Linked DNA regions of Homo sapiens: regions 1 and 2 are each linked to region 3. Evidence: read pairs that join two places in POLR2A ChIA-PET (ENCODE). Cell type or tissue: GM12878. All regions are shown on one strand. Links, peaks and the distances in the headings refer to the core of each region. The heading gives the core; the rest is flanking DNA.

Region 1 (8,003 bases), core at 1,330-6,329, 150 kb before region 3:
CACTCTACTGATAACTACATGGGGAGCGGGACAGGGAGTATGTAGAAAATCTCTGCATCTTCCTCTCAAATTAGCTGTGAACCTAAAACTGCTTTAAAATAATAAAGTCTTAAAAAATCCGAAAGAAACACTATTAATGTAGAAATGAAAGAGCAATGAGGAAGTCTAACTATAATACTAATCAATCCCTGCCTCCCTTTTCCATTTCCTACCTTGTCCCCTCCAAAATCTGCTTCCTATTTTCAAGAGCAACTTACAAGTTGCCTACATTTTTAGTGCATAAGAGAGCAAAATTCTGTTAGGCTTTGAACTCTTCTCCCCAGGATCTAGCAAAGTGCACTGTATACACTGATACTATCAACAACTGTTTGCTAAGTAGATAAATGGTAACAGGTGGCATAGTCCTTCTTGATCATTTAAGACTAAGACCAAGAGCTCAAAAATTACATGTCACATGATGGTCTTACCATCTTATTTTCTAGCAATCATAGGCACATGCAACCAGAGATAACTTTTCCCTGTCCTGTAAAACAGTCATATGAAAACTTCATTGTTCAAAACTGAAAAATTAAAATATCAAGACGATAACACAAACATTCTAAATTCTATACCAAGCTAAATGTAAGCCTACATTAAAAAAAGCTATATACAGCAGCATGGATGAAGCTGGAGGCCATTACACTAAGCAAACTAACACAGGAACAGAAAACCAAATAGTGCATGTTCTCATTCATAAGCAAAAGCTAAACACTGAGAAGGGAACATATAAACATAAAGAAGGGAAAAACAGACTCTGGGGCCTACTTGAGGGTGGAGGGTGGGAAGAGAATGAGGATCAAAAAACTACCTATCAGGTACTATGCTTACTACCTGGATGATGAAATAATCTGTACACCAAGCCCCTGTGACACTCAATTTATTTTACCTAGATAACGAACCTGTACATGTACCCTTGAGCCTAAAAGTTTTAAAAAAGCTATATACAAACATTTTATATATATATATATATATATATGACACTCACATATACCGTTTACTTAGTGTCTTCTGTAGAACTAAATGCTTTATAAGTATAATCTCATTTGCATAACTTTGCAAGGCATTATTTTCCTTTTACAAATAAGGAAAACAGGGCTAAAATTTTACATCATTTGCCTAAGGTCACATAACTAGTCAGCGGCAACATTGAGTCTTAAACCAAGACCTGTTCACTTACACTGAACCATCAGAGGAACTAGGAGGAAAGAAAAGCTCTAAGGCAGACAAAAGTTAGAGGTGGAGAAACTAGCAGTCTCCATGGGGTTAGAGTTCTGGAACTTCTGTTACAGAGATCGCCCCCAAAGCTGGCCTGACTCCAGGACCAGCATCCCATTCTGGACTTGATGGGGCCTAACATACCAACCACAATTCCCATTCTTAGCTTTCCATAAGATTCCCTCTTCCTCCTAGTCACAGACTGCACTAATATCAGTGTGCTCCAGTTTTTCACAAGCCAAGAAGTACAAACTTCAGACATTCATGCCTCACTGTAAGAAGAATGGCTATGAGGATATTTCAAAGCAATCAGATTTTTTTAAAAAAATTAGAAGAGATTAATTAGTTAAAAGCAATAAATTAATAGCTAATTGTCCTTATTCATTCATTCAAGGCAGTTCCCTCAAGACCTATACTAGGAACAGTGCCAAACACAAAATAAGCACTCAGTGAATAATTACTCATCAATTAACCTGGGAATTGTCAGAACCAGAGAAATGGACTAAATGACAAAGTTAATTTCAAATAACATGAATTTAAAATTATGTGAGAAAGAGAAACTTACTTTATTTCAAATTGCCATGCTTAAATAATGTACTTTAAAAATCATCTGGAGACATGACATCATAAATAGTAAGTCCTGCTGTACTCAAAGAACATCCACACACACACACACACACACACACACACACACACGCATGCAACATAAAAAGACATTGCAACACATTTATTTAGACCACAAACAAGTTCTTCGTTTCTGAGAATATTTTTCTTGAACAATTGTACCGTTACTTTTTTTAAAATTGCTTTATAATTTCACAAGAGATTCAGTTTTTCAAGTTTCTACAAAAGCATTTGTAACAGCCCTCAGTTATCTTTGTTTAATAATCATGATGTTTAATCAATTGCGCCTGATTCTACACAATTATGACCACAGTATGAAGACTGGTTTGTTCACCCAGCTTGACTTTAGGCATTTCTAAGAGATGCTCCCTTAGGAAAATAATTGGTTTGCTGCTGAGATGACAATTAAGAAAAAGACTAATTATCTTGATTTTGAGAAATTACAAGTTACCTATGTTGGGCACACGCTTAGTAGAAATTTCCATGTAAAGTATGCATTTCTTCTAGGGCTTTGGTTGATGGGAAGGGTGGGGAAAAACAGACTTATTTTTACTACACAGGAAGAGGTCATCAGCCCCTCCAGTTATTTATAAACGTGTCTTTTTAGAATATTTAAATATAACTACCTTAATATTATGAACATCTAATGGTGTTTTTCAATTTTCTCAATATGCTGCTTAATAAACAGATTAAAGTTCTTACACATAAACTCACCTATGCAGATTAAACTTGAACAAATACTGAGCAAAAACACATATTTTATCGAATCCTTCACACACATCTTAATTTAAGTACATACATATGAGACATTTAAACTTTAAAACTTTATAACTCATTTTTCTCAAGACGCTAGAACATAGCAAAAACAAAAATCAGCCTCCCTAGGTTGTCAAACCATTCTTTATATGGGCATTATATACAGTCTTTAGGTTTTTTTTTTTTTTTTTTCAGATTTTAGAATATTTGCATCATACTTACCAGCTGAACTTCCCAAATCTGAAAATCTGAAACCTAAATACTCAAATGAGCATTTCCTTTGAGCATCATGTGTTGCTGCTCATAAAGTTTTAGATTTTGGAGCATTTCAGATCTTCAGATTTAAGAAGCTCAATGTGTAATTTCAACAAAAGACTTGAACAAAAAAAAAAATTTATGTGATACTGACTAAATGTCCAATTTGTGATTTGCCAACTACCTAAAAACAAAGGGCTGAATGATTTAGTTTATTTCAGTTTAACCTTCTCAATATAAAGATTATTTAACCTCTCCTTTAGTTATTCTTTAACAAACAGGTTACACAAAAAGTACAATTACTTCTACTAAATTAAATATCTTACCTGCTACCCTCATGTTTGGTTTTTCAGTTTATGGCACTTTTCATTAATATGCTCCTAAAAAATCAAAACAAAAAGCAAATATCATTAGCTCTAGAGCAAACATTCCTCCTTAGATTGAGTTTGAAATGGGGCATATAAACTAGTAAATTTTATGACATTTCTAAGTATTATGCCAACATTGGCATTAAAAAAAAAAAAAATGGGCCTGTCTTCCACTGGACCATAAGACCTCAAGGAGGGTCTGTCTTACCCTGCTGTGTCTTCAGCTAACTGAATGACCAAAGAGTAAAAGTGTGTTATCAAGCTTGTGAATAGAAGAGAATGCCTTCTTATTCTCATGGATTATGCATCTATAAGAAACTTTTGATATTTAGCTCCAAACCTTCAGTTTGCAGATGATGTCCAAAGAGGTTAAGCTGCTTATCTAGTTGTGGAACAAATTATTTGTAGACATGGGGCTGGAATTGAGGTCAGCTGGCTCACTCCAGTACATGATGCCACTTCATTTTTGATATGACATAATTCAAGTGCCACTACCATAAGCATTTACAGCAAGGGCTTCCGATTTCAATACCAGGGACCTCTTCATGTTTTTCGATTTAAGTTTGTAAAATAATATGTTAAGAAGTACAGAACTGCAATTTTAAATATCCCAGCAATTATCATGATTGACAGAGTAATGTTAATACATCAAATGGATCAACTGTTCTTTGATATTACTGTAAGATCAACAGGAAACAGATGCTGGAAAAAAATCTGTATGTGCATGGGTGTTTTCCTCCTAAGAAATAACTCAAAATAGGTGACATTTTGAAAAGAAAATGAAAAAATAAGTAAGTTTAATAAGAAAGCCACATTCAAGTTTAGCTGGAGAGCTTCCACAGTCAACTCAACCTATTGTAAAGGAATGGAATTCAAAAGGAAATTTTGATGGATGAATCCCATTTGCCAGCAGTACATATCTATTTTAGATTGTATTTTGATATTTATGTTTCAATATTGTTGCCTGATCTAGTAATTCACAGAATGTGTCAAGAAAATAGTAATAATGGCACATCTCTGAAGGACACTGAAAAGAAGTGAGACATGCACTTTTTTTATTCACTGGACTAGGCAGGTGGGCTTCAGCAGGGTTCTGGGGGGCGGGGGAGTCTGGACAGCTCCCAAAAGTCCAATGCTCTTAGGCTAGCTCTCTTTCTTCTGCACAACATACCCTAAAGAAAAAACAACACTTAAACTGAGTTGTGTGTCATTGATTTCCTTTGTTAATTATCTGAACAGCTTCCACGTAATAGAAAAAGTCAATGTTATATATCTATTTCAACTACCTAGCCACAGGCTAGGAAAATACTAAAAGGAAACAAGATACTGAAGTATCCACAAACCATCACATAAAAGCAGAAAAAAACCTCCGCTTTTTAAATGAAAACCCCAACTGGTTATAAATCCTCTGTTGGCTTCTGGCAAAACTGAACTCAGCTTTCATAACATATACATGCTTTTCCTGCCAGCTAATTTTCCAAAATAACTTCACTCTTATCTGAGTGTGACCTAGGAAAATTTCTTTGAAAGTGTGATAAGCAGTTACGCACCAGGTACTTGATGTTCTATTTCACTGTTTCCATGGCCTGCTCAGGCCACACCTTGCAGTGGATGCTGCATGTACCTGCCACCCATTTGTATCTCCCAACAAACCTGTTTCTAAACTCATCCCTAAGACCACAATATAAGCAATGATGATTGTCTAGCTGAATACAACTGTTTTCCATTAAAATGTCTCAGAGAATTCACATTTAGTAAAATTTCTAAATTAAAATCTCATCAAATTAAATCTCAGCCATAACATGCCTCAATTAATTTCCTTAAGAAGCAAATTAATGATTCAAGAATCTACATCAGGATAGGAGTATTGAATATATTTGAGAGCAAATCAAGGAGCATCTATGTATGATGATAATGTGCTAATTCTAAATCATTCCTATTTGTCTTCTTAGAGGGGGCATGTAAAAGCAAAGAAAATATTTACATACAATTATCTTGTATGGGTGAGGGAAGCAAAAACTTAATGGAAACTTCAGGCTGAAAACCATCAATAATTAAACAAGGATTGAACAGGTCCAGAGAAAAGGAGCACAATAGTAAAGGGAGAAAAAGGCCTTTGCTAGAAATTCAGAACTCTAAATCTAGAGGCAACAGGCGAAAGGGCTTATATATAAGTATGTTCATTAAAAGGTAGAAATATAGATATTAGAGCCACTTACCAAAACCAGAAAATGAGTCACAGAAGGATATTTTTAGGATGGAAAAAAAACCCCAAAACTCAACTTAGTACATTTATACATTTGCTCCAAAAAGTGTTACATAGGCCAAAATTTGTTTTAGTGTTTTTGATAAATATATGTCACTGAACCAAATCCAGTTGCTAATATGTAAGGTTCATAATCACCTGAGATTCAACAGCAAGGACAGCCACCACAATGTCGCTGGACAATGAAACACTGCAGCTGGAAAGAGCGCCTGAACTAGGGCCTCAGATGGACGTACTAAACTTCTTTACATGGTTGACAATTTAAACATTCCTTTGGCCCCACTATCTACTCTGATCTAATTTAGTGAAGTTTTATTACTCAGGTAGAAATCAAGCTACTATGTGAATAAGGAGTCATTGTTCTAGAATAAATTAACTTCAGGAACAACAGAGTAAAATCAAAGGTCAAGTGATACTTCCATTATTTCCTTGGGAAGTGGACTAAATCACATAAACCACAGAAACATCACTCTATATTGACAAAATTGTCATAAAAAATTATTTACCAGGAGGGGGATTTCTTGCCAGTTAACATAAACCAAGTATGAATACATACTTATGTCAGTGCAATTCACACACACCCTTATTTTATGTAATCTTCCCACCAGCCTCTAGTTGCTGGGGGCATTAAAACAGCAGCATATATGAGATCAGGGGATTTCTCTAGGGTCACATGAAGGGTAAGTAAGAAGCTCACGCTACAAACAAATCCACTTCCTTTTCACTCCAGCTGTTCACTGACACACTCTAATATAAGAGGCTTGTTGACAAAATGTCATGCCAATCAACTTGGCTTTTGCAAACTGCTTTGGGAATTGCTACAAACTACCCACTCCAGCAATTCAACAGTATGGCAAAATGACTAAGCTTGGGTATTGGAACCCCTCCTTGAAATGGAAATGATACAAGAAAATTAAACGTACAAATACACCCTTTGATGTACCTACTTAATATTAACAAACAGCACTTAATTAAACCACAGGAAAATACCACAAGTTATCCTCTACAAATAGAGAAACTATCATTCAATTCAATCCTACTTCAACTCAGTGCTGGACAAATGACAATTTTAACCCAACCAACTTAGAAAGTTCCCATGATTCTAATAATAAGGGATTCTAATAAGTAAGGGAGAATTCGCCTTCTTTGCCTATCTTTAAACTGAGACAATGCCTTCAGACTCAGACCAGACTATACCATTCATTCTCCTGGACTGTCAGAGCTTGCCAACTTGTCAGATCTTGGACTTCTCAGCATTCATAATCTCATGAGCCAATCCCTTATAATAAACATATACACACACACACACAAACACGCACATACAAATCATATACCTGTATATAAATGAAGCTATCTCCACATGTATTATAAGGAATATATGTCTATATATCTAGAGCTATATCTATACATACACACACACACGCACACATATATATATATATATATATGTAATTGGTTCTGTTTTTCTATAGAACTCAGACTAATACAGACCCCCTCAAGAACAGAATGTAAAAAATTAAATTTTTATCCCCAGAGCATTTAAAGTAAAAGAGAAAAATGAGATAATACTAAAATCAAAAGAATGCTACAACTCAAAGAGTCACTAGGGTAGGTTACTCCGATGTTGCATTTACAAACAAAAGCATGGTATTTTTTAAAAAATACTGTGTTTGCTATAAATAACTACTTTTATGTGAGTAAAACAGGGCAACTGTTGGCAAACTCTTTCTATAAAAGGGCCAGATGGTAAATATTTTTAGGCTTTATGGACCATACAATCTCTACTGCAATTACGCCACTCTGCAGTTGTAGCTAGAAAGCAACCATAGCCAACATGTGAACGAATGAGTCTAATTATATTCTAATAAAGCTTTCTTTATAGACACTGAAATTTAAATTTCATAAAATGTTCATGTGTCACAAAATTATTCTTTTGATTTTTTTTCAACCCACTTAAAAATGTGAAAACCAGTTTTGGCTTGTGGGCCATACAGGCCTAGGGGTTGTACTTTGTCAACCCCTAATAAAAAGAAATAAAAATATAAAATTTAAAAATAAAGGAATAAACATCTTTCCCAACCAGGCTCTAACAGTCCAACTTTTTTTGCTGGGCTACGTGTAGGACATACAACTTCCACATGGCTTTGACAGGTCCTCTTAGAAGTACTACTACAGATGTAGGACAGATGAAACAATCCTAATTTCTGTGCTCCACACGTGTTCATCAAACATTTTCATAATCTGCTCTCCACAGAAAGAAGCATAATTCCATGAGAAACAACAGAATGGATCCTCTTCAAAAGGAAGAAAAAAGTCCTTCCCATCCTGTAGATGAAGCTATCCATCTATAGCAAAGGTGGAAACAAATCTAGATGCTGTTATGTTTCCAAACCAATCCCAGGAAATGTAAAGAAACCAATAAAAATTAATCTCACTATATTACACTTCAGTAACTATAAAAATTATGTTCTTGGGAAAAA
Region 2 (8,003 bases), core at 1,330-6,329, 160 kb before region 3:
AATATATTTTTCTACACTATGAAACTACAGTGGTTTCTAACCATCCTATATATCTTATAACCATCCTACATAGCTTTATGGAATACTTATTGTACCAGAACAGAGAGGATCAATATGCAGTTAGGCCTCACTTTATGGTTTTATGTTTTCAGATTTGATTTTGAAGGAAAATTTGAGATGTTCAGGATTCAATCAACTTATTCATACTAATTAAGCTATCAGAAGAATGTGGCTGATAATGAAAAATTACAATACATTCTTATTCTTTGTTCCTCCCCCTACACCATCCTTTGTCATTTCATACGCCTTTAATCCTGTCAACCTATCTTCCTATTATGTTAGGATTCCAAAATTTGAAGCAAGATTTTATCAATGTGATGTTAGACTGCTTGGTTTCTGACAATCTCATGGAAGCTCTTGCATAGCAAGTTAGGATACTTTCAAGAAACACGCTATAAATTCTTAGACACCAAGTCTCCACCCATAGATTTTTTGCAGGGCAGGGATGGGACAGAGGGCTTTATCATCAAGAGCAGTACTTTCTAACCTGATCCTCTGATAGTGCATTTTACTTTGGGACAGAAAAATACCCAATGATTACATCCATAAGCTAAAATAATTGTTCTTACCATTTGCCAAGGCAACATTGATCCCTCTTCCAACATTATTCTTAACACCACTCATTAAACTGAAGGGGGAGAAATTGAAATAAATTTAGAATTAAATATTGTACAATAACATATCAGAAAAATAAAGTCTTGCAAAAAAAGTTAGGAATATTATACATATTTTCAATTGTTCAGTGCTGCGGAGGAAATTAAAAAGATCTCTACTAAGTCAGAGAAGACAGTCTAATACTGAATAATTTTAAAGCAATGTCCTTAAATAATATTTCACAAATAGAAATACATATTAAAAAATATTAGGCCTGAAATAATAGACCATTTTTGTGCTACACTGCTTCAGATTATTCTTAAAACATGGACATTAAGCATATGTTCTGCATCATTCTTAAGGTATCAAACAAAAGATAATCTCTTTTCTGCTCTCTTCAATACCAGCGTGACATGAAACAGAAGCGAGATACTACCCCCATCATTTAAATCTAAAAGCAAACAGAGTGGGGGAGCACTCTTTCATGAATGTTTTACCTAATTGTGAACATTCTCCTAGTGATTATCACTGTAAAGTTCGTCTACACTAAGAAATATTGCACTCATGAAATCACTGCATTGAATGACAGTCACTTACGTGGTGACTACCTGAAATAATCGACTTCCATGGGCAGCTCACAGACCACTATATAAAGACAATGACACTGTAAAATGGAAGGTACCAGTGACAAATTTGCTGGTTATCAGTTCAGTTTGTTCAATTGCTCAAATTAGAATTATTAAACTAAAATTGTGAGTTCTTTTAACTCAAAACTTCAAGGTAATAGTAATACTCCCAGTGGTGTGCTGTTAACTATTTAACAACTGCTCTGTGTTTAGGAGAGAGAGGCAATATGCACATATGTGACTACACGTGCACACACTTGTCCTTATATAGACAGAATTATATATACACATAGGTACACAATTTATTATAAACTACTAAAAGATGTATAGCACACAATTTCATAAATAAAATCTACGATGTACTTTATTATAAATCTCAGTCGATTCTCACAGAGTATTTTAGTTGATTTTTCAAACAATTCACATCTGCAGCTGAACTATGGTTGCAATTGATGAATGAGCTCAGTTCTAACAAACGTTGGATCTATGTTAATAAGATAAAATAAAGAAAAACAAATAATGGAGATTCATGTTCAAATTCCACTTGCCTGTCAATGATGACTGAATCAGATAATAAGTTTTAAATATTGGAAGACTACTTCCTACATTTTTGGTGCTATCCACCATATAATAGATATAGATAGGACATATTTTTCAATTTAATCTGTGTAATATTTTCTCCCTCACCTCAAGTCTAGAACTTGAGTCTGCAAACTTTTTGTGTAAAGAGAGAAAGCACTAAAGAAGCTATAGGGAGATACATTCAAAAACACTATAAATAAATCAAAAGAAACACTTTTTTAAAATGTTTATGTAACTCATAGGAAGGCAGGAAAATGAGAAAATGAAAACAAATAATAAAATAGACTTAAACCCTCATATATTAATAATTATAATAAATGAAAATAGTTTCAACATACCAAATAAAGACAGAAATTGGCAAAGTGAATTAAAACAGGAACCAACTACACACTGTCTACAAGAAACTCACTTTAAATATAATTATATAGGCAGTGGAAAGTAAAAGGGTAGAAAGAGACATATCATGCAAACATTAATCAAAAGAGAAATTACAATTCAATTATAAAGAAACAACCCAATTTATCAATGGGCAAAGGGTTTCAACAGACATTTCTCCACAGAAGATATACAAATGGCCAATAAGCACACAAAAACATGCTAGACACCACTAATCATCAGGGAAATGCAAATGAGATTTCACTTCACATCTACTAGGCTGGCTATAATCAGTAAGTCAGATAATAACAAGTGTTGGCAAGGATGTGGAGAAATTGGAACCTTCATACACTGCTGGCGGAAATGCAAACAGATGCAGCCACTTTGGAAAACTATCTGGCAGTTCCTCAAATAATTAAACAGAGTTACCACCTAAAACAAAATCCACTCCCTGGGAGTATAAAGAAATCAAAACATATGTCCACATAAAATGTGTACATAAATGTTTCTGTAAATGTTACTCATTATAGTTAAAAAGTGGAAACAACTCAAATGTCTACCAACTAATGAATGAGTAAACAAAATGTGGTATATCCATACAATGGAATATCGTTCAGACATAAAAGGAATGAAGTTCTGATACATGATATAACATGGAGGAAGCCTGAAAACATTATGGTAAGAAGCCAATCACAAAAGACCAAATATTATATACCACTTATATGAACTGTCCAAAATAGGCAAATCTATAAAGACAGAAAGGAAACTAATGGTTAACTTAGGGTTTGGGGGTGGGGAAGTGGGGCAGGACAAGAAAGGCATAGAAGGATATTAGCTAAGGGGTACAGGGTTTCTTTTTGAGGTATAAAAATTTTCTAAAATTGACTGTGGCAGAGATTGCATATATCTGTGAATATAATAAACCACTGACTGTATAATATAAATGAGCAAAATGGACGGCATGTGAATTATATCTCAAAGCTGTTTAAAAGTACTAGCTTGGAGCATATACATTTAAAAGGTTCTATGCTTTACTACTTAACCATTGGCTCAGCTGCATCAAAGAGAAGGAAGTTTCAAAATGTACTGTTCTGTTTCTTTCAGAAATACATTCAATAAGTAAACTCCATCATTAAGAAGTAACTGCTGTGATTAACGGGTTAAGTGCCAGAGTGACTTTTCCAAGTAAAGATCATCAAGGAGTATGATGTGGCATTTTACAGACTGAAATCTATCATAAAGCAAAGAAATAAAGGTAACAAAGAAGCACAATGACATAGGCTTCCCACAAGAGGGCAGCAGCTTATCAATTTTTAAAAACTGAAATTCAAACAGAAAATCTCTAACAAATAAAAAATCCACTGAGATTTAAAATGTATAAAGGTTAGTAACCCTTACTAACACAAGTTGAAATATTTTCTTTTATCCTTCATGAATATAAGGTACCCCTTCCCACATCTCTAGGCAAAATTCTAAAGGAAATGATTATATCATCTGTAGAAATACTCAATATATCCAAATATAGATTTGTTTCAAATAGCTACTTCATGTCCTAGTTATTAGTTATTATCTCTTAAGATGGTTAGTTTAAAGCAGGGCTTGGCAAACTATAGCTCACGAGCCAAATCCTGCCAACTGGTTTTTTGATTTGTTTTACTACTCATGAGCTTAGAATAGTTTTTACATTTTTAAATGGTTACATTTTAAATGATTATGTAAGTACATACATAATAACCTTGATTTTACCTCTTTGCCCTCATAGCCAAAAACATTGATCCCTTGTTAAAAAAAAATCCCTCAAAATAATCTCATATTCTTGCAGCAAACATTACCATTAAAATCAAAAGTAATGAATTATTCCTAATATCAAATTCATACAAATTGAAATCAAATGAATATATGCCTTAGATGAAAATTATAATTGGAACATAAGTTAGTTCTATGGGTGCTCTAACGAGAAAGAAAAAACCTGTAATCCCAGCACTTTGGGAGGCTGAGGTGGGAAGACTGCTTGAACCCAAGACTTCAAGACCACCTTGGGCAACACAATGGGACCCCATTTCCACAAAAATAGAAAAATTAGCTGCATGTGGTGGTATGCGCCTGTAGTCCCAGCTACTCAGGAGGTGGAGGTGGGAAGATCGCTTGAGTCCAGGCATTCAAAGTTGCAGTGACCTAAAATTGCGTCACTGTACTCCAGCCTGGGCAACAGAATGAGACCCTGTCTCTAGGTAAAAAAGAAAAGAAAAAAGAAAAAGTAAAGGAAAAAAAAAAGCTGCAATTACTGTTTTTCCTGAGACCTGAGGTTCATACCTGCGATTTTCTAACTAATGAGACATTTAAAACACATCTTTATCAGCATAATGTATTTTGACTTCAACTACTTATGACCACCATCCTAATTGTAATTATCACCTGTCTGTATCAGAGTTTCTCAAACCCAGCCTCTCATTTTAAGAGCCTGATAATTCTTGTGGATGAGCTGACCTATGCACTGAAAGATGTTTAACAGCATCTCTGGCCTCTACAAGGAGTACCTCCAAAGCTATGACAACCCAAAATTACAATGTTCCCTGGAAAGCAAAACTGCCCCCATTGAGACACACTGATCCAAGATTAGTAGTCTCCAAAGTGAGTTACATGTACTCAGAGCAGGTGCTGTGAAAAGACTAAATTCTCTGCTTGTGTTATTTTTATTATCTACTTATAGATTTTAGTGAATGTATAAGCAATAAAGTCTGTTACCAACAGGGAGGCAGTATGAAAGTGCTGTGGCAGTAACTGGCAATGGCCTTCCAATTGTCCTCTCTATTCCACTTCCTTAATTATTTTACACAGCAACCAGATAACTTTTTTCAATATAAATAAAATCACGACATGCCAGAATTTGAAATCCTTCCACAAGTTCTCAATACACTCAGAAAAAAGTCTCAACCCTTTACCTGCGTGGCCTACAAGTTCCTATGCAGCCTGGCCCTAATTCACTTCTCTCCAGAGCTATCCAATCTTAGGGCCTTCGAGCAGGCTTCTTCCTCCTGCTCGAAGACCAAGGATGGTCTTCCTTTCTATCCCTCAGATCTCAGAATACACATCACTGTCTTAGAAACTGTTCCATAACCCTCAATCTAAAAGTTAGACACCTCTTTCCATCCACTCTCGCCAGTACTCATCACACCCTGCTGCCCTGCAGGGCTGGTATCACAATTTGTTTGTTCATTTTTTGTTGTTGTTGTTGTTTTTTTTTTTTTTTTTTTTTGAGACAAAGTCTCGCTCTGCCGCCCACCCAGGCTGCAGTGCAGTGGTGCGATCTTGGCCCACTGCAACCTCCATCTCCTGGGTTCAAGAGATTCTCGTGCCTCAGCCTCCCAAGTAGCTAGGATTACAGGCCCATGTGCCACCACGCCCGGCTAACTTTTGTATTTTAGTAAAGACGGGGTTTCACCATGTTGGCCAGGCTGGTCTCAGACTCCTGACCTCAGGTGATCCACCCGCTTCGACCTCCCAAAGTGCTGGGATTACAGGCATGAGCCACCACGCCCAGCCTGGTGTCACAATTTATAAGTACGTATTTTTTTTAAGCATCTGTCACCCCTACTAAACTGTAAGTTCCATGACAGGAGGGATTATGCTCAAAAATACTTGCTGAACAGGTGAATAAATGACTCTCAGAAAACTTAAGACTCTTTCTTTGGACTTTAACCTGAGGCTTGGGTATAAAATCCCACCAAGTATTTAATCTCTCATGGTAATGGCAGAATGGTTCCTGAAATAAGGATGGATAGGTGGCCTGCCTCATTTAATGGTTAAAGAAACTGAAACACAAATGCTACATGACACGCCCACCATGCTAGAAGCAAATTCTCTGGCTCTAAGCCCAGTATGTATTTTACCAAGCTCCACTGTCTATGCACTGTTCGCTTTCTGACCTTAGATCTTTAGCTGTTCAACATTAGGCTGAGGGATAGAGAACAGCTTCTAAGACAGTGATGTGTACTCTGAGAACCAAAGGTCAAGAAGGAAGACAGCCAAGTGAAGAGTGAGGAAAGACCATCCTAGACAGAAGAGTATACTCTAAGGCCCCAAGATCAGGAAGATCTGGAGAGAAGTGAATAAGGGTCAGGATGTGGGTAAACAGTTGAGCTTTTTTTCTGAGTGTGTTTTGTTGTTTACGGTTTTAATCTGTGAATAAAAAACCTGCTAGTAAACAGTCTGATCTCTTCTTCTCTGAACTAAAATTCACATGCATCAAGGGGGCAGAATAGATGTCCAAAATCATCCATGGGTTAGGTATTCTAAAAGAACTTTGTTCCTGTGATTTAGAATCAAATTTGGGGTCTATTTAACCAAACAAGATAAAGAGTGGAAATGAGAATGTTTTCAAAAACCTACAAACTTCTAAAATGCAAGTGCCTTATTATGCATCAGTAAAACAGGACTATTCTAATGAGAAATCAGAAGACAAATGGATTAACAATAAATCATCATTAGAATACGGGAAAATAAAGGAAATCAGTACAGACCTTAATGATCATCTAGCTCAAGCCCTTAATTTTACAAGAAAAGTGTTGTCCCATGAAGCTCAATAAACTTCTTACAGCTAACTGCCTGCAAAAGAGGCTAGGATAAAAATTTAAGAGCTTCAATATTAAAAAGAAGAGGCACATAAACAGCTAGGAAAAGCTGCCTAGGTCTCCTCTTTGCTATAAAATTATCTCTTTATTCTATATAATTCGTGACAAATTTATTATTTTATATTAAATTTAAATAAGCCCCCATGTCTAGTTTTCTAGGCAATAGCATATTAAAAGCAACCAACTAAAAGTAGGATTTGCAATTTCAGCAGCAGGAACTTGCGAGCAACAGTTGACACTGAGGTAGGATATCAAAAATCCTAAAAACCATCCTTTAGAAAGCATCTCAACATAGGAAACCATTCAGCTTAGAGGCAAGCAGTTTGTGCTGCAATGGAACTGAGGTTATCACTGGATCATTTCACACTTCAACAAGTAGCACTCAAATATTTTAAATGAAAGACGTTGGATTTCATTTAAAATAAAGAGAACACATTCATTGTCCAGGGCAATGTTGCAAATAGGATTTCTGCCACGATGAAAATGCTCTCTCTGCTGTTCCATTTGGTGACCATGAACCACATGTGGCCACTGAACACCTGAACTGCGGTGACAGATACCAAGGAACTGAACTTTTTAGTTAATTTAAGTGAATTAACTTTCTTCCTAATATTTAAGGATCAAAATTAAATAGCCACATGTGTTCTGTTGCTAGCAAATGGGACAGTGCAGATCTAGAGAATTTACTCAGAGGAAATCTCTTATCTCTATAAAGCCGAATAAGTGTTACGTTCTTAGTCACTCTCTAATATAAAATTTAAGAACTTTAAGGTCCCTTGAATTCATGAGAAAAAAACTACATAACAAAAATGGAAATCACTTTCCATTAATAAAGTATACCGAACACATTTTCAAAATATCCATTAAACTCAGGTTCAATTGGCTGCAATTTAATAGCACACCTTATCGTCTCAAGTCAACAAAGACTTACACATTATCTTCCAGGCAGATTTTGGGTCCCACCACGTTGGCTGCTCCACTTGCCATTTTAAAAGCAAAATGCTTCTCAGGGCAAGCTTTTGAGATCCCACACTTATATCTGGGAGGCTTTGTAGCTTTGGGGGAGAAAACATGATGTCTTTTTTTAGAAAACAAGTTAACAGACTTTACCTCACTTTACTTCAAATCTCAAACC
Region 3 (8,003 bases), core at 2,064-7,063:
TATACACATATATACACATATATAAAGTATATTTATTAAGTTATTAAGTATTAAGTTATTAAGTATTAACTTAAGTATTATTAATACTTAATAATTATTAAGTATGTATTAATAATACTTAATAATTATTAAGTATTAATAATACTTAATAATTATTAAGTATTAACTTACATGATCACAAGGTCCTACAATAGGCTGTCTGCAAGCTGAGAAGCAAAGAGAGCCAGTCCTAGTTATCAAAATTGAAGAACCTGGAGTCTGATATTCGAGGTCAGGAAGCATCCAGCACGGGAGAAAGATGTAGGCTGGGAGGCTAGGCCAGTCTCTCCTTTTCACGTTTTTCTGCCTGCTTTATATTTGCTGGCAGCTGATTAGACGGTGCCCGCCAGATTAGGGGTGGGTCTGCTTTCCCCAGCCCACTGACTCAAATGTTAATCTCCTTTGGCAACACCCTCACAGACACACCCAGGATCAGTATTTTGCATCCTTCAGTCCAATCAAGTTGACAAACAGTATTAACCATCACAGCCTGATAGTTACCACTGCAGTTATCTTGAAAAAGAAAAAGAGCTAAGAGTAGCACAATGGGCATATTTTCTGGTTGAAAGTGGCCCATATCATTTCTCACATTGCAGCTGGGAGAACATAGTCACATGGTCTACTTAGCTAACTTCAAGGGTGGCAGTATGGCCACAAAATAGTTAAACATATTTGGGGGGACGGTTAGTGGTTTCACCGCTAATCTATCATAGGTCACTTAGTTAAAATGGGAAGGTCTTTCCTACAACATACATGCTCATATATAAATGAATTTGGACATTTAAAAATGTACATTTCAGGTACAAAAGAAGTATTCTTATTAAATATGCATGGGAAAGATAGAAGACAGAGGGTGGAGAGTGTTTAGCATTTCCATGGATATAATAACTACCATTTTTTCTGTGCCCATCTAGAGGTCAGTGTTCTCTTTTTATCATTACAGAAACTCATAGGGATTGCTGTCATCATCCCTACTTCTATAGGGAAGGAAACTGAGGCTCAAACAACCTAAGCTCCTTCCTTAAAAAATTGAAAGTAATATATTTATTAATTTTTAGAGCAAAGATTTTCATTCAAGGATGTTGGTTATCATGTCTATGCACAATTCACTGGACTGTGTTGCCTTTAATTTAACAAAAGGGCAAATGAGCCATGAGACCCTGTGAGCTAAGAATGAGCACCACATTTTTCTTATCTTATTTTATATGATTATATCATTGAACTTGATGTTCTTATATATGTATTTAATATATATCACAATCAATCCAAATACATCCTGTAGGAATATATCATAAGCAAAATCACTGACAAACATTTGAGATGGAGAAATATAAATACCTCTCAAAATGTCACCAGTTAGACAAAGTATAAAATAATAAAACACATGTGTATTTATATTTTCATATAAAATATAGATGTTACTGATTAAAACATATTTATTGACCCTTTTCTCAGCTGCTGCTAAGGTTCTTGATCCTTACAGAGAACTTGGCATTGTGTAGAGGAGGGGATCTCACTTCATGCCTGATGGCCACAGGCTCCTCATTCACCTGCAATAAGACCAACTCCAATCTCACTCCTGGGCTCATTCTTTCTGATTATGAGGTGATCGTCACAGAAAATAAAATGGACACCCTCAATAAACAACTGGTATAGGCATTGGAACTTTCTGGCGAGACTTGTTTGCAAGCCTTCCCAATTCCTACTTTCTACCTCTGCATGGCTGAGGTAATAATTAGTTTTATTTAATTGTTTTTTGCACTTATTGTTCCCCTTTACTCCAACTTTCTCAGTTTTTGTTTTATCCTTTAGTGTTTGCATGTATGTCATATAAAGCATCTCAAATTATTTGAAGAATACAGCAGAAAGTGAAGGATGTAAGAAAGAGAGGAGGAGGATGGAGCAATTGAAAGAGGACAAAAGGAGGAATGTGTGGGGAGAAGAGAAGAAAGGAGGAAGAATAGCAATTGTCTGTACTAGAGATTTATTTTGTGCCATTTTTTGTTCTATGAACTTCCACTTACTTGTCACTAATTTTCCTCCTCTAGATGTGTAAATCTTATGTCAACCATTTAAACACACCCAGAAATATACTGATTTCCTTTCTTGAGAGATATTTCTTTCAGAGGCTTTTTAATAGCAGACGTCCTGGGAATTCTCTTTATCTCTTGGAAGGGATCAGCCATTTTCTGTGTCCTATGTCTTCCTCTTTCTTGGCGTACTCCCTCAATTTGGTAGAAAACATCCTCCAAAATATCTCTGAGAAAGGGCCAATGGGTAGAAAAAGTTTTGAAACTGCATATGTGGAAATGTCTTTATTCTATTCTCATGTGTAATTGGTAATTTGGCAGAGTACTAAATTGTAGGGTAGAAATACATTCCAGGTGAAAATGTGAAGATAATTCTCCACTCTTGTCACAGGACAGAAGCACTACTCCAGATATTGCTGTAGAGTGTGGTTTGTTTGATAGAAAAAGATGCAAAGATGGTAACCAGAATCTCATGTGTCTCAGGATCCCCATGAGAGTCTCCTTTCCAGCTGAAGCTTCCTTAAGCATTTTCCAAGAAAGGGAGTATTGCCAACATATCCCTAAAGAGACCCACCAAATTTATATCACCCAGCAGGTGCCAGTATAATAATACACATGAAGCCATATTTCCTAATTAGTCATATCAAAATGATTCAGTTCCAAGCAAGCATCGCAAACTTTTACTATTTGATGCTCTTTTTATTGCACAGTTGCACACCTGCACAGAAGCATCATTTTATTTTCTTAGATCCTAAAGGAAACCAGCCCTCTTTACTGCTAGTGAACTCACTGGGCCTTCTTACTCCCTCTACACTGCTGGCTAGTCACTAAAAATCCTGTCCCTCTTATTCCATGTTGCACAACAATGCTGCATTTTTTCAGCCTTGCTTATAGTTATGATTGCTCTGGTATTAATGCAGTTTTAGTAAAAGTGACGTGTTTTCTTCTTGATCAAAGGCTTTAAGAAAATAATACGTTTCCTACATACTTCCCCCCACCATTTTTCCAGCTGAATGTGGTGATAATGACATTCTAGAGAACAGAAACCCCCAATATAAGAAAGTTCCTTAGTCCCTGATGTACTAAATAAAAACTGCCCATTAACTAGAAACTTTGGATTTTTACCTGAACAAGAAATAAACTAATATGTTTGAGCTATTTTATAGTTTGATTCTATTTTACACAACACCTAATGCCATCCTAATACAGAATGCATTATGATTATTGATGCTTTGTCAGAAATCTTCCTTCCTTCCTTCCTTCCTTTCTTTTTTCCTTCCATCCTTCCTCCCTCCCTCTCTTCTTCTCCCTTTCTCTCTTCTCCTTCCTTCATTCCTTTCTTTCTTTTTCCTCTCTCTCAGTTTCTTTCTTCCTACCCCTGTTTCTCCTAGACTTTTTAGAATCCTCTCGTGGTCACCAGTATTCTGATATTTCAGCATGGTGTATCTTGTTAGGTTTCAATCTTTATGCAGAGAATTCAGTGGATTTTTTTCAATCTGAAATTTTAAAAACTTCATTTCTAGAAAACTATATTTAATTCCTAATTTATCTCCTTCATTTTTCTTTCTTGTAGAAATCCCAGTCAACTTCCTGAACTGGTTCTCTAATTTTCTTACGTGTTTTTCTTTTAATGTTTTTTTCCTCCACCTCCTAAGATTTTCTTCACTTATGAGATCCTAATGATCCCATAATCCTTTTTACTCAAATTCGTTCCAGTGGCTTCTATGTTTTGGCAATCACGAGAGCATAATTAAGAGAGTCATTCTTAAAGGACAGCTGTAGCATTGCAGATATATGCCTGGGAATACTTGTTTTTTGTTTTGTTGTTTGTTTGCTTTTTTGTCCTGTTTCACGTGGAAAAAGCAATGCTCTCTCTGGGAATAGACCTTCCTTTTCTCTGCCTTTCCATTGGCAAGTCATTGGCTGTTGCTTTATTGCCAGTGACTTCAGCATGATCTGTATCAGTCAGGGTAAGCTAGATTACACTACAGTAATAAACAAACTAAAAACTTTCAGGGCTTAAAACAATACAGCTTTATTTCTCACTCCTGATGCATGTCCACGACAGTTCGGTAATGAAACTTTGCTTCTTGTGGTCAGTCAAGGAACTCAGCTGCAAGAGTGGCCACTATCTTACTTGTTTCTGGTTAATGTGACAAAGGAACAAAAAATTTTTTGCGGTCTGGCATTGGTACTTAAGTGCACAGGCCCAGGGGAGCCACACCACACACTGTTCACAACTCTCTGGCTCAAATGAATCACACAGCCCCATTCAAACACAAGGGAGCAAAGACGTGTCAATCTACTCAGCACCCAGGAGGGCAAAACAGGAAACAGTAAACAGTCTAATGACTACAATGACTCATGCAAGAAAAAAGTTAAGTCAAAGTAAGAGTTCATATAATGTATATGTATGTCAATAACCCAAAGTACAGCTGTTTATTCAATAAAAAAACTAGACTAGTTATGAACATCTCCCAGTTGTCTTTGATTTTGTGTATTTATTTGCTTGTATCCAGAAGGCCATTGGTGGTTTTAGATTTTTTTTTATTTGTAGAAGAAGGAAACATTGACTATAATCATCAGCTGCCTTTCTAACACCTTCTAAGAAAAACCTTGGGGTATGTTTCAGCTAAGAGGTGGTAAGATTTCTTAATCATGATCCAAACTGTTTTTAACAAGTTTCAACAAAAACTATATATAGCCAAGAACCACCATCTGTTTCACATATTTTTGTGTCAGTGATAGATGAGGGAAAAAAGCTACTTGAAGTCACTGTCTTGAAGGTCTTTAGAATTGTCCCTTGAAGCCTGTGCTAACATTTTTTTTTTTTTTTTTGCTTTTCCACAATCTCCACAAACTGGCCAGCATTAACTATACGTAAATGGAATTCAATATAATATTTATTTTCAAGAAAAAGAAGGCCTCCTTGCTAAATGGGTCTAAGTATCAATCTTGAGGAGTTTTTTTTTTTTTTTTGCCGTTGTGACTCAGTCTTCATGCCTCCATGTGGAAGTATAAGCATAGAAGTTCCTCAATTTACAAACAGGTTACCTTTCAAAGTGTTTTATTGATGTTCTGGTTGTGTAGAAAACAAAAATGAATTTTCCCATATAAATTACGTTACAATTTGGTGGTTAGATTTCCAGATTTTTATCACAGGAAAGCTTTTCTTCCTTTCCCTTCTATTATCCATCTTCTTCTAAATCCTGCTTTATCTTCTTTGCTAGCTTTGACTGCGTGAAATGGGATTTTAAAGCATCAGATAAAATAAGGTCAAGTGGGGGACAAGTGAGAGGCAGCTGTTTTTACATGGCAGCAGGATTAAGCAGGAAGACAGGCATGTAGCGGCAAGGGAAGAAAGGTGGGGTTGTAGAACTGTCCCTACGACATGTCTTTTCAGCACAGCTTTGCACATAAGAGACTTCAAGTCTGACTCATATAAATTAAAGATTTTTTTTACTGTGTCGTGGAACTTGGCACATAACATTCATTGTCATCATCTGTGTCTGCACTATCCTATCCCCTTGTCTAGATTCTAATCCCATTATCACATTTCAACCTATCTTATGCATAACAGCAGGAGATATCCCATGTGCTAGGTATAGAACTACATGGACAGAACTAAATGTTACTGTGATTCACAGCAACGAGATTTTTTTAAATTTAAACTGGATTTCATTTTGGGTTAGTTAATACGTTAAGATGGTTCAACATTCGAAAGGAAGAAAAGGTATAACAAAAATCTCCCTTCCATATTGTTACTCTGGCAACAAATTCCCTGCTCTAGAATTAACTAATACTGAACTCCTTTTGTTTATCCTTACAGAGATATGTTATGCATATACAAATAAATACATATCTATCTGCCTATCTCTATCCCTTATTTTTCAATTATATAGTTTTCTTTGCATTGTTCTTTCACTTACGATTGTATCTTGGAGATCATTACATGTTACACAATGAATTTCTTGATTTTTTATGACTAACACTCTATTTGTTGGATATACCTACTTTATTTAACCAGCACTCTATTACTGAGCAGTTATTTATTTTTGATATTTTGTTATTACTAAAAATAATACATGTAATAAATTTTCATAAACATCATTTAGAATATGTTTGTTTAAAATATGTATGAATAAATTCCAGGATATATTCAGTATCCACGCAAACGTATCACAAACAAAATACAGATATAATATAGGTTTTATTGGGGATAACCTAAAAACAGAGAAGTAGTGCATTATATGGAGTCCCCTGAAGTCTCATTATTCCACATTAGGGGGTAGGTATAGATGTTCTGAATGCACATTGGCTAAAGTTTCAGCAGACAAAGGCCTACCTGGGTCAGCAGGCTAGATGCATTACAGAAGTACTCCAAGCAGAGAGAGAGCCCCGCGCTATACCATAGTGAGTCTCTAAAGTCTAACACTCAATATAAGTGGTTGGAGTGGCCATCCTTTCCTTGTATCCAATACTGAAAGGGAAGTATCCTTTCACAGTTAGGTATAAATGTTTTCTATGCTTTTAGGGGTTTTGTTTATTTGCAAATGCCTTTGAACAGATTGGAAACTCTCTCTATTTAGAGTTAGCTGGGAGTTTTAAAACAATTTTTAATTGATATTGAATTTTGTCAAACACATTTTTGGCATCTATCGAAATGCTCACATGATTTTTCTTTAACTTGTTAATGTGTTACATTTTTAAACTATCACATCAATCTTGTATTACTGAATTAAACCATAATTAGATACATTGTATTATTCTTTTTATAAATTAATGAATTTGGTTTGGAAATATATTTTTATGCTTATGTTTATGAGTGCTATTGGTTTCTAATTTCCTTTTTCGTAATGTCCATATATAGTTTTAGTATCAAGGTTACTCTTTCCCCATAATATGAATTGGAAAGTGACTTTTCCTCCTCTATTTGTCTACAAGTCTGTGTAAACTTGATATTTCTTCCTAAAGGTTTTATTTCTTTTAATTTTTTAATTGAGACAGAGTCTCGCTCTCTTGCCCAGTCTGGAGTGCAGTGGCACGATCTTGGTTCACCACAATCTCCGCCTCCTAGGTTCAAGTGATCCTCTTGCCTCAGCCTCCTGAGTAAGAGGGACTACAGGCACTCACTACCACGCCTGGCTATTTTTTGTATTTTTAGTGGAGATGGGGTTTCACCATGTTGGCCAGGCTGGTCTCAAACGCCTGACCTCAAGAGATCCACCCACCTTGGCCTCCCAAAGTGCTGGGATTACAGGTGTGAGCCACTGTGCCAGGCCTCCTCCTTTCTTTCCTGAAAATGTGAATTTGTGTGCTGACTTTCTTTCTTTCTTCCTCCCTGTCTCTCTTTGTTCAGTTTGATTAGAGGTTTATCAATGATACTGGTATTTTCAAAGAACCAGCTTTCAGCTTCATTGGCTTTCTTTATTGTTCTTCTGTTTCCTACTTCACTGATTCCTACCCCTATCTTTATTATTCATTACTTCTGCTTACTTTGGGTTTAATTTGTTCTTCTTTTTTAAATTTTCTTTAGGTAGAAGTTTACATAACTGATTGTGACCTTTCTTCTTTACTAATACAAGAATTTAATGTATACTTTTACCTGTGAGAACTTGAAAAATATATATATTCTTCTAATTTTGGGGATAGCATTCAATAAATATCAACTAGGATAAGGTGATTGATAGTGCTGTTCAAATTGTCTATATATAAATTGATTTGGTTGTCCCTAACTATATTGATTACTGAGAGAGGTATGTTAAAGTATCCAACTGTAATAATACATTTTTATATTTTTTCATATCTAAAGTTTATCTTCCACAAACAGTACATCATTTGGCCTTGCTTTTTCATTCAATCTGACAATCTTGACAATAAAATCTTTATTTATATTTAATACAATTATTAATATATTTGGCCACAAGTCCACCA

What was found. ChIA-PET counts read pairs that join two places held together with the same protein. Peaks named below come from ENCODE experiments on the same cell type or tissue, not always from the same donor. Only the 100,000 strongest peaks of a DNase experiment are listed, where the experiment ranks them.
Region 1: POLR2A ChIA-PET joins it to region 3 with 23 read pairs; 15 of 35 experiments call an interaction of 5 or more read pairs at or near these places.
Region 2: POLR2A ChIA-PET joins it to region 3 with 11 read pairs; 9 of 35 experiments call an interaction of 5 or more read pairs at or near these places.

Annotation. Positions count from the first base shown.
Region 1 is chr7:121,379,742-121,387,744 of GRCh38, forward strand. It overlaps FAM3C (FAM3 metabolism regulating signaling molecule C), which reads right to left. Exons shown (of 10, transcript NM_014888.3): 2 at 3,216-3,269. The coding sequence starts at 3,228. Among named protein-coding and RNA genes, the nearest start is that of FAM3C, 13 kb to the right of the region's middle. RefSeq lists a silencer at 5,559-5,756. In GM12878, for the core only: no CTCF peak of the experiment used is centred there; a DNase peak (open chromatin) is centred at 6,200; H3K4me3 peaks cover 1,227 bases; H3K27ac peaks cover 3,795 bases.
Region 2 is chr7:121,363,501-121,371,503 of GRCh38, forward strand. FAM3C (FAM3 metabolism regulating signaling molecule C) reads right to left here. Exons shown (of 10, transcript NM_014888.3): 5 at 7,800-7,923; 6 at 630-688. Among named protein-coding and RNA genes, the nearest start is that of FAM3C, 29 kb to the right of the region's middle. In GM12878, for the core only: a CTCF peak has its summit at 3,522 (motif pointing right); DNase peaks (open chromatin) are centred at 3,491 and 6,131; H3K27ac peaks cover 319 bases.
Region 3 is chr7:121,526,271-121,534,273 of GRCh38, forward strand. No RefSeq gene overlaps it. Among named protein-coding and RNA genes, the nearest start is that of FAM3C, 130 kb to the left of the region's middle. In GM12878, for the core only: no CTCF peak of the experiment used is centred there; DNase peaks (open chromatin) are centred at 4,211 and 4,761; H3K27ac peaks cover 1,583 bases.